Linked DNA regions of Homo sapiens: region 1 is linked to region 2. A link is an interaction called in ENCODE POLR2A ChIA-PET data of the cell type or tissue named here. Cell type or tissue: A673. All regions are shown on one strand. Each heading gives the region's core, and the rest is flanking DNA. Links, peaks and the distances in the headings are about the cores only. Region 1 overlaps ZMIZ2 (zinc finger MIZ-type containing 2). Region 2 overlaps CCM2 (CCM2 scaffold protein).

Region 1 (4,387 bases), core at 267-4,266, 280 kb before region 2:
TTGCCTCTTTTTCAGGTGTATCCAGGGCAGCAGTATCTGCAAGGAGGCCAGTATGCACCCAGCACCGCCCAGTTTGCGCCCAGCCCTGGGCAGCCCCCTGCCCCCTCCCCTTCCTACCCTGGGCACAGGCTGCCCCTGCAGCAGGGCATGACCCAGTCCCTGTCCGTGCCTGGCCCCACGGGACTGCATTATAAGGTAGGGCAGGCTCCTCCAGGCCCTGTGCCGGGCTCCGTGCTGAGTGCTGTGGGACAGGGGACCTTGGGGCAGTCCTGTCCTCGAGAGCGACAGGGTGGCTAAAGGGGCCAGCAGGATGTGTAGGTCCATGTGTGCTCATGGACCACAGCTCTACAGGAGATGGGGGGTGGGGGGTGGGGGCATTCTGACCAGTGCAGGAGCAGCTCCTGGGGTTTGGGATCCAGTTCCGAAAGGACCCTCTACAAGATTCATATATCTCAGGGGTATCCTGTGCAGGGAGCAGCAGGTGGGTACCCAAAACATTTGAATGTTCTTTATGGAAAAGTGTCATTCCTTCTACTTGCTGCAGAGAAATCCATTGAGAGGACAGGCCCTCGCTGCTGGCCATGTACCCTTTCTGGGTGCATGGGCAGAGCCTACCTCCCTGGGAGCCTGGGTGCGCCGGGTGGTGCAGCTTGGGGGAGGAGAGGAGGAGGGCTTAGCGTGCTTTTGTCTTTTCAGCCCCTCCAACCTGTTTGATCATTTTCCTCTGTGGCTATGATTGCTTTAAGTAGTGTTACTTGTAGATTATTTGGAAAATACAAGAGAGTGTAAAGAAGACCGTGTATGGTGGGCTTCTAGGGTCAGGTCCAGGGGGCCCGGCAGGGGTCAGGTTGGAGCCCCAGGTGCATGCAGTTTTCTCTCCCGCAGCCCACAGAGCAGTTCAACGGGCAGGGCGCCAGCTTCAACGGGGGCAGCGTCAGCTACAGCCAACCTGGCCTGAGTGGGGTAGGGGGCCTGGCCGGGAGGATGGGCCGGGAGGCTCACAGGGTGGGCATATGGAGAGAGGGCGACCGGGCAGGCACCCCTGGGGCCGCCTCCTGTCCACCTCTGTTATCATGGTTCCCAGTGGGTGCGCCGTGAACAGACTCCACTCCCATCCACCCTGGCAATCTGCCTTGACTGTTTGTGCTCAACCCTACAGCCTACCCGTTCCATCCCGGGCTATCCCAGTTCCCCACTGCCAGGGAACCCCACGCCACCCATGACCCCAAGCAGCAGCGTCCCTTACATGTCACCAAACCAAGAGGTCAAGTCTCCCTTCTTGCCTGATCTCAAGCCCAACCTCAACTCCTTGCACTCATCGCCCTCTGGTAAGTCTGTCCACTCTTGGGACAGCGGGGTGACAAGGCCAGGGTGGGCATGGGGGAATCACAGGACTCCAGAGAGTCCTGTAGGAGCTTGGGGGACAGGGGATGGCTGCCATATCCCTAAGAAAAGGGCTGGGTGTGGTGGCTCACACTTGTAATCCCAGCACCTTCGGAGGCTGAGCACAAGAGTTCAAGGTTACCGTGAGTGTGATCTTGCCACTGCACTTCAACCTGGGTCCCAAAGCAAGACCCTGTCTTAAAAAAAAAAAAAAAAAAGGCCAAGGATTCCATCTTCTTAAAGACAAGTCGCTTAGTGCCAAGCCTTCACCTTTTTGTTCTGTTTGTGGCTTTCTTTGCAAAGGAGGCTGTGGCTCTTCTCTCCCCTGTGCACAAAATGTTGTATATAATTTCAGGGGATTTATGAACCCCGGAAGCCCATTCCAGGGAGACCACAGCAGCAGAAGTTGGGATCGTAGAACTCTAAACAGAGCTATAGGGCAATTGCAGGAGGCTCTCACACACCTTGGCCTCCCAGTCTCTCTGAAAGCACTGGAAACACCTTTTGTCTGGGCTGGGGACATGTTCCCCTATTATGGTTTAGGGGACACTGGGCTGGACTGCTGAGGCAGGAGGCAAGACAGAACATCACGACCGAATGCCCAGGCCTCAGGAGAGATGCTGCCCATGGCCCCAGCCCCAGGGCACCACTCAGGCCTGCCAAGCAGTGCCTGACAGGAGGGGCTCCCTTCACCAAGGTCCCTGCGGGGAAGGTGGCTGGGGAGCCGCTGCCCTCCTTGAGTGACACAAGACGCTCTGGCTGGGGCAACCCAGCTCACAGCCAGTGGCCTCTGCTCCCAGGAAGCGGGCCTTGTGACGAGTTGCGGCTGACCTTCCCTGTGCGCGATGGGGTGGTCCTGGAGCCCTTCCGCCTGCAGCACAACCTGGCTGTAAGCAACCATGTCTTCCAGCTGCGAGACTCAGTCTACAAGACCCTGATAATGAGGTGAGCTCCGCCTGGCCCCCACCTGACCCCCACGAGGCTCTGTTCCTCCTCCCACACTCTCAGGGCCCGTTTTCTGGGTGTCCACCCATCTTCCTGAGCAGGCCTGACCTGGAGCTGCAATTCAAGTGCTACCACCACGAGGACCGGCAGATGAACACCAACTGGCCAGCCTCGGTGCAGGTCAGCGTCAATGCCACGCCGCTCACCATCGAGCGTGGCGACAACAAGACCTCGCACAAGCCACTCTACCTGAAGCATGTGTGCCAGCCAGGCCGCAACACCATCCAGATCACCGTCACCGCCTGCTGCTGCGTGCGTGTCCTGCGCCGAGGGGGCGGTGCTGTGGCGTGGGGCGGGGTGTGGTGGGGCCTGGCCCAGCGGTGCCGTGGGGTGGGGCGGGGTGTGGGCGGGGCCTGGCCCAGCGGCGCAGTGGGAGCGGAGCCAGGACATGGGCGGGCCGGCCTGCAGCACCATCAGATCATGCCGCCGTCTGCTGTTTTGCTGTCCACCGCCTGCTGTAGCATGTGTGCCCCCTTGCAGGGTGGAGAGCAGGACGTGGGGGCTTTATTATTTCAGAAAAATGCGTTGCTTCTCTTTGTTACTGCCTTGTATTTCTATTTTAATCTGTCATCCTTGCCCTTTAAGAAAGCGATCCAGTAATATACCCTAGCTGTTTTCCAGTTAGAGTAAATTGACTAGATTTGATGCTCACATTAATTATGTAAGAGAAACCAGGATATGCAGAAAGCTCATGGAGCTCGGAGTCCCCGGCTGATCAAGCATTACCGGTTCTAGCAAGCATCAGGGTCACCCTTGGGCTAGAGAAGAAAGACATGGCTTATGAGTGCACTAGTCAGCCTGGGCATGAGGGCCTTGGGGACGGGTTGGCCACACACCACATTGTCTGGGATGTGGCAGATGTCAACACAGACCCAGCATCTGTGACTGTGGATGTGCGAGCAGGGGGAACGTTCAAGGGGACTTGAGGTGATTCTCTTCATGGAGAAGTGGTGACTAGGCAATGGTTAGACCGGCAGGATGCCCAGCACAGCTGTAGAGATGGATACAAGCGTGGGCAGGGCGCTGAGGCCAGGAAAGGCAGCTGGATGGGGCCAAGCCACTGAGGAGTTTTGTTGGCTGAATCCCCACCCCCAGCTCACCCTGCCCTCAGCCTTGTCCCTCCCCCACCTGGCAGCCCCTGACACACAACCCCCAGCACACCCTTTACCTGGCCAGGGTGGCCCCTGGCCCAAGTCCCCCTGATGACATCCTCCCGTTGTATTGCAGTCCCACCTCTTCGTGCTGCAGCTAGTGCACCGCCCATCCGTCCGCTCGGTGCTGCAGGGCCTCCTCAAAAAGCGCCTCCTGCCTGCTGAGCACTGCATCACCAAGAGTGAGTGGCTCCTGCCCCTCAGCTGCCAGGCAGCCATCCCCATTCTGTGTGGCCCAAGCCCAACAATCCTCCTTGTGGGCACCTCCTCGTGTCACACCAGGCCTTCTCCTTGGACAGGTGGCTCTGCAGTAGGGGCAGTGGTTAGTTCCAGGTGGCCCCTCAGAGCTGTCAGTGGGTCAGTGACTGGGTCCCTGCCTCGTTGGCATCCCCATTCACACCTCCCCATCTTGGGGACCCTTTACTCAAGTCCTTTACCTTGTTGATGTCAGTAAAGCGGAACTTCAGCAGCGGCACCATCCCTGGCACCCCTGGGCCCAACGGAGAGGACGGGGTGGAGCAGACAGCTATCAAGGTGTCCCTGAAGTGCCCCATCACCTTCCGCAGGATCCAGCTCCCTGCCCGAGGTCATGACTGTCGCCACATACAGGTAGGTGGTTACTGCAGAGTCTTGCCGGAATTTGCTGCTGCTAAAATATCTTGAGTCGATACATCAGTGTCATTCTCTGGACAGACGTGAACTCCGAGTGCCTTGGCTGTCAGGCTGACAGGACAGGCCTCCCACGCCAAGGAGGCAGGTGGGCCTGGCTCCCCCAAGACTAGGCTATTTTTTCTTCCAAATATAATTGTCATTTTACTAACTTTTTTACTGCCTGCTTCATTCATGGG
Region 2 (4,387 bases), core at 196-4,195:
TGACAGGAAAGTGAAGTCCCAGGAAATTAATCTAAGAAACAGGCCACAGAAGCTCTGGGATAAGTAAGTATAGACTATATGTTTGGGTAGAATAATGTATTGAGAAGTTGCTGAAGAAATAGAATAGTACATAGAAACAAAGCAAATAGAGGTGTGGAGGAATTGATAATAAATCATTAAAAATGAAAACTTAAATGTTGGAAACTCCTGTTTCTGGGAAGATGAAGTAGACATTCTTTTCCCTGTTCTTCTAGTTAAGTGCATCTAAAATCTAAAATCCTTGGACACTATATGCAATAACGTAAGAACACTCTGAAAGGTAAAGAGAACGCAGACCACCCAGGACCCAGAAAATGACCCAGTAGTGATTTCTTCAGGTTGTCTTTTTGCCTCATGTAGCCCAGACTATGAGCCGAAGAAACTGGCAGCCCAGAAACACCAACAGGTACAGACAGAACCCCCTGCCAAAGCCAGCTCCTTCTGACCAAAGGACCAGGAAAGGGGCAGCCTAGCACAAAACAGAGAATATTTAGACAACTGCTCAGTGCAAACCAAACATGATAGAAAGGACTGTGGTCCTACCTCTGTGCCTGCTACCAGAGGCTAAGTGAGGGCCACTTACTCCTCCAGAGAAAGTTGAATAGGGACCATGGACTTTTATCCCTGTTGGGCAGTAACAAACCCCTAAGGAACCTTGTGTGGTTCTGGAGTGTTAGTGGAGACCACATTGGGTGGGGCAGTAATGAGGCCCTCCTATTCCTTCCAACCAGGGAAGAATCAGTGGAAGCCACATGGGGAACCAGAACTCTTATCATACCCAGCAGTAACGAGGAAGGAGCCCTCCACGCAGGAGGCCAAGTAGGGAATCTGACCTTTGACCCCTACTTGGTGGTAAAGGTGGTGTTGTCGAGCGCCGTGGCCCATGCCTGTAATCCCAGTACTTTGGGAGACTGAGGCGGACGGATCACGAGGTCAGGAGTTCAAGACCAGCCTGACCAACATGGTGAAACCCCATCTCTACTAGAAATACAAAAATTAGCCAGTTGTGGTGGCACACGCCTGTAATCTCAGGAGGCTGAGGCAGGAGTATTGCTTGACTCCGGAAGATGGAGATTGCAGTGAGCTGAGATCTCACCACTGCACTCCAGCCTGGGTAACAGAGCGAGATTCCATCTCAAAAAAAAAAGGTGCCGTTCCCTTCCCTTCTGAGGGCCTAGGTTAAATTTTCTAGCATTTGTATTGTTGAAGTCCTGAAAAGAGAGGAGAAAGAGGGAAGGGCTGAAAAACTTTTCAAAGATCTTATGGGTTGAAACGTTTGGCAAAGGACAAACTTAAAAGATTCAGAAAGCTGAGCAAACGCCAAACAAGATAAATCCACTACTAAAGCCCATCATAGTAGAATTTCTGAAAAGTAAAGACAACAACAACAAAAAATCTTGAAAGTGGCAAGAAAGAAACACTTTACTCATAGGGGAAAACAGAAAGCAGATTTCTTGTTACACATAATGAGGACCAGTGGCACAACATTCTTCAAGTTCTGAGAGACCCTGAGAATCAAAAGGATAATGAGAGAACACAAGCAACTCCACACACAGTGGGCCAAAAAATAGACCAATTCCTTGAAAAGCACAAACTCCTCCCACAGTCATCCAATATGAAATAGATCATTTGAATACCCCTATAATTATTAAAGAAATTCAGTATCTAATTTGAAAACTCCCATTAAAAAAAGTCTTTAGGCCCAAATGGTTTCACTGGAGAATTCTATCAAACATTTAAAGAATTAATGTCAATTCTACATACTCTTCCAGAAAAACAGAAAGGGAGGGAACTCTTCTGTTCTCTCTTCTCTTCTCTGCTTTCTCTTCTCTTCTTCTTCTTTTTTTTTTTTTTTTTTCCTTGAGATAGGGTCTGTCTCTGTTGCCCATGTTAGAGTGCAGTGGCATGATCATGGTTCACTGCAGCCTCGACCTTCCAAGCTCAAGCAGCCCTCCCACCTTAGCCTCCTGAGTAGCTGAGACTACAGGTGCCTGCCACCATGCCCAGCTAATTTTTTATTTTGTAGAGATGAGGTCTCACTGTGTTGACCAGGCTGTCTTGAACTCCTAGACTCAAGCAGTCCTCCCACCTCAGCCTCCCAAAGTCCTGGAATTATAGGCATGAACCACTGCACTTGGAATATTTTCTGACTCATTTTGTAAGGGCAGTATTGCCCTGATACCAAACCAGACAAAAAACAGTGCAAAATTAAAAGAAATAACAGACACCAATACAAACATAAAATTCCTCAGGAAACTATTAGGTAACATATTCAGCAATATAGAAAAAATTATACCTACTGTGGCTGTGAGAATAAACAACAAAAAAATTATACACCGTGAACAAGTGGAGTTTGTTCTGAGGATGCAAGGCTGGTTTGATACTTGAAAATGTAATCCATTGGCAGGAGAATCACTTGAACCCAAGGAGGCGGAGGTTGCAGTGAGCTGGGATTGTGCCACTGCACTCCAGCCTGGGTGATGGGGTGAGACTCCATCCCAAAAAAAAAAAAAATTGTGGAGAAATTTTAATTAACATTTCTTCAAATATTTAACTTTATTTTTTTCTTTCCTTCTAGGGCTCCCATTAATCACATATTGATATTTATTTTATTTTTCATGCCCTTTCATTTTTCTCTCATTTTTCCTATTCTTTACTCTTCCCAATGCCTTCTGGGAATGTTTCAAACCACTCTCCGTCTTATGAATTCATTCCTCAACTGTATTCATTCAACCCTGAATTAAATTGTTTGTTTCTACTATATCTGATTGGTCCTTTTTTATAACTCCTTGTCCCTATTTGTTTCCAGTGCCCTCCTACATGCCCTTGAGAATATTTATTAGGATTATTGTAAATTCTTGTTTTCTCTGGCTTATCAGTTCTTCTCCCTCCAGAATTAGTTGTTTAGTTTGTGATCTTGCCTTTCCAGTGCTTGAGGTCTGTGTTCCACAGATCTGTCTTTATTTTTTCCATTCCCTCCAGAATATCAGCTATAGTTTTTTTGTTTTGTTTTGTTTCGTTTTGGGATGGAGTCTCGCTCTGTCGCCCAGGCTGGAGTGCAGTGGTGCAGGCTCCGCTCACTGCAAGCTCCGCCTCCCGGGTTCACGCTGTTCTCCTGCTTCAGCCTCCCGAGTGGCTGGGACTGCAGAAGCCTGCCACCACGCCCAGCTAATCTTTTTTTGTATTTTTAGTAGAGATGGGGTTTCACCGTGTTGGTCAGGATGGTCTCGATCTCCTGACCTTGTGATCCTCCCGCCTCGGCCTCCAAAGGTGCTGGGATTACAGGTGTAAGCCACCACGTCTGGCCCAGCTGTAGTTTTTATATTACGTTCTGAGTTCCATCTATAGCCCACTTGCTTCTGAGGCATCTCCAGGATGAGATTCAAAGGAGGGAAACCCCAATTGCTGTAAGTTCCCCATCTTGACTCTTGACTTCCTTACAGCATAAACTACACTTCTGGTCCTCAAGATTTAGCCCAATTTGACTGGGCTGTCTTTTTATGTTCAGTAGAATTAGACTATATCACAGAACCACCAAACATTTTTTACTAGTTTATGGAGAGAATTACCATTTTCTAGAGGTAGGGAAGAGACATTAGTGACCTCATATGGCAAATTACTATGGAGAATATAATTATTTCCAAATTTTCCTAGAACCATAATACTTTGTGATTGTTACAGTGATTCTTATTTTCCTTCCTTCCTTCCTTAGACCTCTTAAGTATACCCTATAATATGATTTTTAATTCAAAAGTTATTAAAATTTTGTTTTGAAGATTTCATAACTAAACTCTAACCGATCCCCAAGATGACTAGAAAAGCCTCTTGGTTTTACAAAACTAGTTTGGATAGTGCTGTTCTGAAGGTATAATAGAAATTGGTGAAATTATTTGTGGCCTGTCTTTGTGTTCTTGCTGTATCAATATTTGTATCTTATCAGATACCTTTACATATGTCTAGCCTTTTCTTTCTATCTGACATTAACTTATTCAACAAATATATGTTGAACACTTGCTCCACTATCGTTATAGCTGCTAGGTGCAGCTAGAAGTGACAGCTGATAGAGCAATTTCTTTAGAGTAGTTTGTGCAGTTTCAGTTGAAAAATCAGCGCCTGGTTTCCATTCAGGCCCTGCTATTGTGCATGGGAACTTGAATCACCTTGGAACTTTTGTATTGATTTCCATAAATGGGAAGTTAGATGAATTGCTTAATAATACCATATGTTTGCAGAAATAAAAGAAAAATCACCGCTTAAAAAAATGTAATCCATCATATTAACAAGCTAAAGAAGAAAAATCACATAATTATATCAATCAGTGGCAGAAAGTTTATTTGACAAAATTCAG

The links. ChIA-PET counts read pairs that join two places held together with the same protein. Peaks named below come from ENCODE experiments on the same cell type or tissue, not always from the same donor. Only the 100,000 strongest peaks of a DNase experiment are listed, where the experiment ranks them.
Region 1: POLR2A ChIA-PET joins it to region 2 with 5 read pairs; 2 of 35 experiments call an interaction of 5 or more read pairs at or near these places.

What each region holds. Positions count from the first base shown.
Region 1 is chr7:44,759,266-44,763,652 of GRCh38, forward strand. It overlaps ZMIZ2 (zinc finger MIZ-type containing 2), which reads left to right. Exons shown (of 19, transcript NM_031449.4): 7 at 16-195; 8 at 886-963; 9 at 1,160-1,328; 10 at 2,184-2,328; 11 at 2,430-2,640; 12 at 3,616-3,721; 13 at 3,991-4,148. Among named protein-coding and RNA genes, the nearest start is that of ZMIZ2, 13 kb to the left of the region's middle. In A673, for the core only: no CTCF peak of the experiment used is centred there; a DNase peak (open chromatin) is centred at 2,696.
Region 2 is chr7:45,041,090-45,045,476 of GRCh38, forward strand. The region is part of intron 2 of CCM2 (CCM2 scaffold protein); the gene reads left to right. Among named protein-coding and RNA genes, the nearest start is that of CCM2, 43 kb to the left of the region's middle. In A673, for the core only: no CTCF peak of the experiment used is centred there; no DNase peak of the experiment used is centred there.